Regions from separate parts of the Mus musculus genome. Here region 1 is linked to region 2. Evidence: chromatin loops called from intact Hi-C (ENCODE). Cell type or tissue: heart. All regions are shown on one strand. Each heading gives the region's core, and the rest is flanking DNA. Links, peaks and the distances in the headings are about the cores only.

Region 1 (2,899 bases), core at 310-2,809, 1.2 Mb before region 2:
CCAAGTCCCCTAAAGGATCGCAGCATCTCATTGGGCAGACTTCCAAAAGTGTCGCGAGGCCCCGCCCTGCCCGACAGCCCCGCCCCTTCGCCGCACCTGCGCGGTGGCCGCCGGCGGCTCCCAGAGTGGCCCGCGCGGGGGCGTGCCCGGGCGAGGAGCGGGGGGAAGAGGAGCTGCAAGAGCCGGGCCCGGGGGAGGGCGCGGGAGTGCGCGCTGGAGAGGGTGCCGGCGACAGGCCCCCGGGGGGCGGCGGGCTCGGCGGTAGCCCGTGCTCCAGCAAGAAGGCGTCCAGGTCCACGTATTCCACGTCCCCGAAAGGCAAAGTGCGTTCCCACAGCAGCGGCGCAAAAAGACTCGGGCCAGCCACAGGCCCTGAGCGCCCCCGAGGGGACCCACCGCCACTAACGGCCCCACTCGGGGCATCGGCTGGGCCCGCCGTTTCCAGGCCGGGTCCCGGGACGGGGGCTGAGGGCAGAGTTGCCTTGCGCTCCTTTTCCTTCAGGAGACCTGTAGGCCAGGGAGAGACCGGATGGGGTGGAGGGACACAGGAGGGACCCCAAGTTAGAGATATGGCGGAGATACAGAGAAGTGAGGAGACGGGAGCCGTAGGGCAAAGACCCAGGGAGGTGGGTACAGGCAGGGAGAGAACCCAGAAAAAGAAGAGAGGGATAAAGACGGGGCTTGGGGAGACCCAGAGAGAAAAGAGAACAAGGCCCCAGCAATAGAGGGTCAGGGAGACGGGGACCCGGAGAGGGGGAAAAGGCAAAAGTATACAGAAGGATAGGGTTAGGGGCCCGGGAGGGGATTAAGAAACACAAGCACAAGCGACCCAGAGAACGAGGATGGAAGTTTAGAAAGAAGGGTTTAGTGACAGGGTGGGTGAAAGGTTGGGCAGGTGAGAAAGAAAAAGTGACAGCTCAGTAATTCTCCCACCCCCAGCACCCTCATCCCCTCCCCCACAGTCTGTTGGGGCTGGAAGGGGCTCCACTGCTCAGGCACATTCCTCATCCCTAGTTTCCATGTGACCCTGCGAGGCCCCGCCCAAGCCCGTGTCTGCACCGTGTGAGCATCCGACACACCCCCTCCCTTCCCCTAGGACTCCAGGGGTCCAGACTCTGAGGCCAAAGGAAAGAAAGAGGGGTCTGGCACCTAAACTCTGTCCTCAAGTAGGAACACTCCAGGGACTTGACCCTTAGGCCCTCCAGGCGTCAGATTTGGTCCTGGAGGCTGATGGACTGGAAGACCTAAGTGACCTAATGAAGACTAGCAAAGATGGGACACCTAGCTGATAGGTGCCGTGGACCACCACCCCAACAGTTGAGTCCCTAACACAGTGGGACTAGAACTCACAGCTGGCCGGTTCTTTGGGCTTGCTGTTTCCCTGCAGAAGGCTCCTCAGCCCAAGCAGCGCTCCCCCGCCAGGGGGGGCCCCAGCCGGGCCACCCAGCAGCAGGGGGCCCGGGGTCCTGTCGCTCAGAGGCCGCGCCATTGCCGTGGACCTGCTCCCAGGTTCATGAGCTCATGGAGAGTCGAAGAGATGAGATGATATGTCAGTCACCCGCACACTCCAGTGGTTCGGGCGAATGTGTCCCAGAGTCGGGAGAGCGCGGCGTGCAAGCCTCCAGGATCAGGACGCTTCAAATCCTAAGAGCGCTGCGGGGGTTCAACCAGTCAGTTCTGCAGAAAGGTGCAACTCAAAGACTGTCCCGGGAGGCTCCTATAGTCTGGGCGAGTGGGTGACCAAATCAAGCAGCTGTCTCTTTGCAACTGTGGGTCCCCAAGGGACACAGGCGCGCGCTCCTTCTGTACCAAGTGGGCGAGTCTCTGGCTCTAGCCAATTTTGCACTTCTCGCAAAGAAAGGAGCTTTGCAATCTGCACCCAGAGGTGTGCACCCAGGGGCGGAGGAGGGGGCAGGAGGAGGTGGCAGCCTTGAGGCGTGGCCAAAGCAAACTTCTTTCGCGGAAAAAAAAAAATCTAAACCAAAACACCGGACGCCAGAGCGCGCGCCCCTCCTCCGGGCCCCCTCCCTCCACTTGGGCCATGCACCCCAGCCGCGTGCCTTCCTCCGGCTTCTGGCAAGAACCAATCACGTCTCGAGCCCTTGAGACGCTCAGCCAATGAGATGAAGGGATATGCCAAGACCCTGGAGGCGCGTGAGGGGCTGAACTTGTGTAGTTGCCTCGCCTTTTGGAAGAAGGCGGGACACTGACCTATATTTGGCCAATGGGAGGAGGCGCTGGAGGCGGGACCGTGACCCACTTCGGGCCAATGAGGCAGGAAGAAGGGGGAAGCACATGGCTTTGCGCGTGCTATCGGATGCGGGTGTGGGGCAAGAGGGGTACCTCTTAAAGGAGCCGAGTGTTCACAGACTCATTGAGGAAAAAAAGCAGAACATCAATTAGAGCAGATTAAGGCAGAAAGAAGTGGGCTTCGGGAAGGATTTTTTTTTTTTAATATCTAGATGTTCCTCAATCGCGACTGATAAACCACCGAGAAACCGGAAACATTCAGTCCTTTTAATAGCTTTGTTTTGGGGTGAATCCCCTCCCCTGGTGAGGAAACTCAGAACAGGCGGGCGTAATCCTCGTTGGGGAGTCTCAGCGACCGTGAGGACCACCGTCCACTGCAAAGGGAAGCACCGGCTTGAGGGGTGTGGGAGCTGAGCACATAGGACTCTACTAGTCAGGCTGCTAAGGGGGAATGGAATATACCAAGTTGGGGGAATGATCAGCTCCTGGACCAGACCATGTAGGGAGGGAAGAAGGCCACATGGGACGTGCAGAATAGGCTGGTTTGCATAAAGGTACATGGAGAGGATATGGTCTTCTGGGCTGTACCATGTTGAGAAACCAGACAAGAAACTAACCGATTTCCCGGGGCCGAGCCACAGTGGCAGTA
Region 2 (2,899 bases), core at 116-2,615:
GGCTTTCCAGACAAAGCTGGCTTTGCAGGACAGGGCCCCAGCAGGACCGACTTGCCTCCTCTCCCTGCAGGACCAGCTCCGCTTCCCACGCATGCTCATGAAGCTGGTGAGCCTGCGCACCCTCAGCTCCGTGCACTCGGAGCAGGTCTTTGCATTGCGACTCCAGGACAAGAAGCTGCCGCCCTTGCTGTCCGAGATCTGGGATGTGCACGAGTAGGGGCAGCCACAAGTGCCCCAGCCTTGGTGGTGTCTTCTTGAAGATGGACTCTTCACCTCTCCTCCTGGGGTGGGAGGACATTGTCACGGCCCAGTCCCTCGGGCTCAGCCTCAAACTCAGCGGCAGTTGGCACTAGAAGGCCCCACCCCACCCATTGAGTCTTCCAAGAGTGGTGAGGGTCACAGGTCCTAGCCTCTGACCGTTCCCAGCTGCCCTCCCACCCACGCTTACACCTCAGCCTACCACACCATGCACCTTGAGTGGAGAGAGGTTAGGGCAGGTGGCCCCCCACAGTTGGGAGACCACAGGCCCTCTCTTCTGCCCCTTTTATTTAATAAAAAAACAAAAATAAAGTTTGAGTACAAGCCATTCCTGAGCCCAGTGTGGAGAGGGTGGGCCATCTCTCTGCCCAGGTGACTGCGCTTGGTCTAGGTTCAGGCCACAGGGGTAGGGGTCGCTCCGCCGAAGACAGGTTATCTTCATACAGCATAGTTTGAGACACTAAGGCGGATGGAGGCCAGTGGAAAAGGAGAGGAACTTTAAGAGGAGGGTCTCAAAAGAACACTTCTTTTTTTTTTTTTTTTTTTTTTTAATTTTATTTATTTTATTATTATATGTAAGTACACTGTAGCTGTCTTCAGACACACCAGAAGAGGGCATCAGATCTCATTATGGGTGGTTGTGAGCCACCATGTGGTTGCTGGGATTTGAACTCCGGACCTTTGGAAGAGCAGTCGGGTGCTCTTACCCACTGAGCCATCTCACCAGCCCAAAAGAACACTTCTTAGGGCCAGGTTTTCAAAAGCTGAGGACTGCATCTGGCCATGAGTGTCATAAGTCAGGAAATGATTTGTGGGGCAACAGAAGTTATACAAGAACCTGGGCGTGTAGGGACTCTGAGGAAAACAGAAAAGAAGCTTGCTTCTAGCAAAGCATCAGGGTAGCATCCACTGTGGCAGTCTTCTAACGCTCCTGCAGTGGGCGCTCGGGGACCGCAGGCCAAACCCCTAAGAGCCAGGATGCTGGGGGCGTGTCCTTGTTCCGTTAGCGTCATGGGGCGGGGCCACTTGCGAGAGGCGTGGTTGTGGGTCCTCCAGAGTGGGACGTGGTTTGATCGCCCAAGCGGGCTAGGGGCGGGACCCAGCGGGCGCGCCGCAGCTCTGGGCCTGCGCGCAGAGGGTTCAGGGGTCACGGCGGCGTATCTTGTGGCGGGAAAAGCTGTTTGAGGCGGTAAGTAAGGAAGAAGAGTATGGGGCGCTCGGTCGCGCAGCTGACGCCTCGAGCAGAGTGCTCGCAGAATGTCTGCAGCTGGGGGAAGGATAGAGCAAGGCTGGCAATGCAAAGGACAGATCCCCTGGAGCTTAGGACCTGGGGTGCGCTGGACTGTCCGGGTGTGGGCTCAGCGGCGTGCACGCTAGCCAGGAGGGAGGGGCCGGAGGTGCAGGGCGTTGGTGCCTGTTCCGCTGTTCGAGAGACAAGGCGACGGTATCAGAAAGTCCAGCAAGAAGTAGGAATGAGCCGGGAATAGTGGCGCACTTTTATCCCCCGCACTCGTGAGGCAGAGACAAGCGGATCTCCGAGTTTGAGGCTAGTTTAGTTTACAGAGTGAGATCCAGGATAACCAGGGATACACAAGAGAAACCCTGCCTCAAAACCCCAAATTTTTTTTAAAAAGTAGGAATGGGAGGAAAAGTAATGCCTTAGAGCCTTTTCTTTTTTTCTTAGTGCGTGCGCTATGATGCGCACGTGGAGATCTGAGGACAACTTTGTGGCGTTGTCTCTTTCCGCTATGTGGATTCCCTAAGATCTAACTCAGGCTGTTCAGCTTGGCCAACAAGCTCAAATATCCATTCCGCTGTCACATCGGGCCCCATGTGATGCTTTATATACTAAATAGAACAAGCAAATTGATACTAGATGGGACAGTCTGCTTACCCAGTTTGGTGTTTGGTGGGGGAGGTGAGACATATCCCACAGTCCCAGAGCAACTGTCACTGCAGGGTCCCAGGGGAGGAGCCAGGTGTGAAGCTGGCAGTGTGTGAGGTACCCTGGGGAAAATGAATGGTTACTGTTTTAGTGTGCCACCATCACCACAGCGGGAGTGGGAGTGAAGACAGCTGTCCTGCAGGATGCTGCAGCTTCAGAGAGCATCCCTCTAGCGAGTGGGGCTTGCACCTGGGTCTGACTGTCCTGAGGGGAATGGGAACGTTGTGCCTCCAAGAACATCCCTGTCCGGGAAAAGGGGAGACTGAGGTGACAGAAGCAGTTTGTGGGAGTGGAGGAGCTTAAGGGGCCACCCCTCCAGGAGAGGTACAGGAATCCTTGGATCTGGCAGCCCTGGGAGAGGTGACATGAAACAATTGTTCAGCCTTTGGAGGCAGGAGGATGGCATGTTCTAAGCCTGCTAGGGCAGCTTGGTGAGATGATGTCTCAAAATGAATAAGAGAGCCAGGATGTAGTTAGTGGTACAGCCTAGAATCCCTCAGTGAGGGGTTGGGGTGGGACTCAGTATTGAGCCCTGCTGAGTTAAACCCCCAGACCTCTACTGGCTTTTGAGACTCAGGCTTTCTAGCTCAGACTTGGCTTTGAATTTGCCTTTGAGGCATACAGCTTGGATTATGGGTAATGGCAGATCCAGTATGGATTGGCTTATATCTGGGAGGTATGTTGTGAGTGACTTAC

What was found. Peaks named below come from ENCODE experiments on the same cell type or tissue, not always from the same donor. Only the 100,000 strongest peaks of a DNase experiment are listed, where the experiment ranks them.
Region 1: a loop joins it to region 2, with 8 times the contacts of the local background. A loop is called at or near these places in 2 of 42 quality-filtered maps.

Annotation. Positions count from the first base shown.
Region 1 is chr7:45,704,214-45,707,112 of GRCm38, reverse strand. It overlaps Car11 (carbonic anhydrase 11), which reads right to left. Exons shown (of 9, transcript NM_009800.4): 9 at 2,442-2,624. The coding sequence ends at 2,599. It overlaps Dbp (D site albumin promoter binding protein), which reads right to left and starts at 1,866. Exons shown (of 4, transcript NM_016974.3): 1 at 1,351-1,866; 2 at 97-507. The coding sequence starts at 1,489. In heart, for the core only: a CTCF peak has its summit at 1,428; DNase peaks (open chromatin) are centred at 1,042, 2,162 and 2,732; H3K4me3 peaks cover 2,500 bases; H3K27ac peaks cover 2,215 bases.
Region 2 is chr7:44,547,303-44,550,201 of GRCm38, reverse strand. Pold1 (polymerase (DNA directed), delta 1, catalytic subunit) reads left to right here and starts at 1,387. Exons shown (of 27, transcript NM_011131.3): 1 at 1,387-1,447. Nr1h2 (nuclear receptor subfamily 1, group H, member 2) reads left to right here. Exons shown (of 10, transcript NM_001285517.1): 10 at 71-586. The coding sequence ends at 217. In heart, for the core only: a CTCF peak has its summit at 1,198; DNase peaks (open chromatin) are centred at 411, 1,301 and 2,371; H3K4me3 peaks cover 1,565 bases; H3K27ac peaks cover 1,329 bases.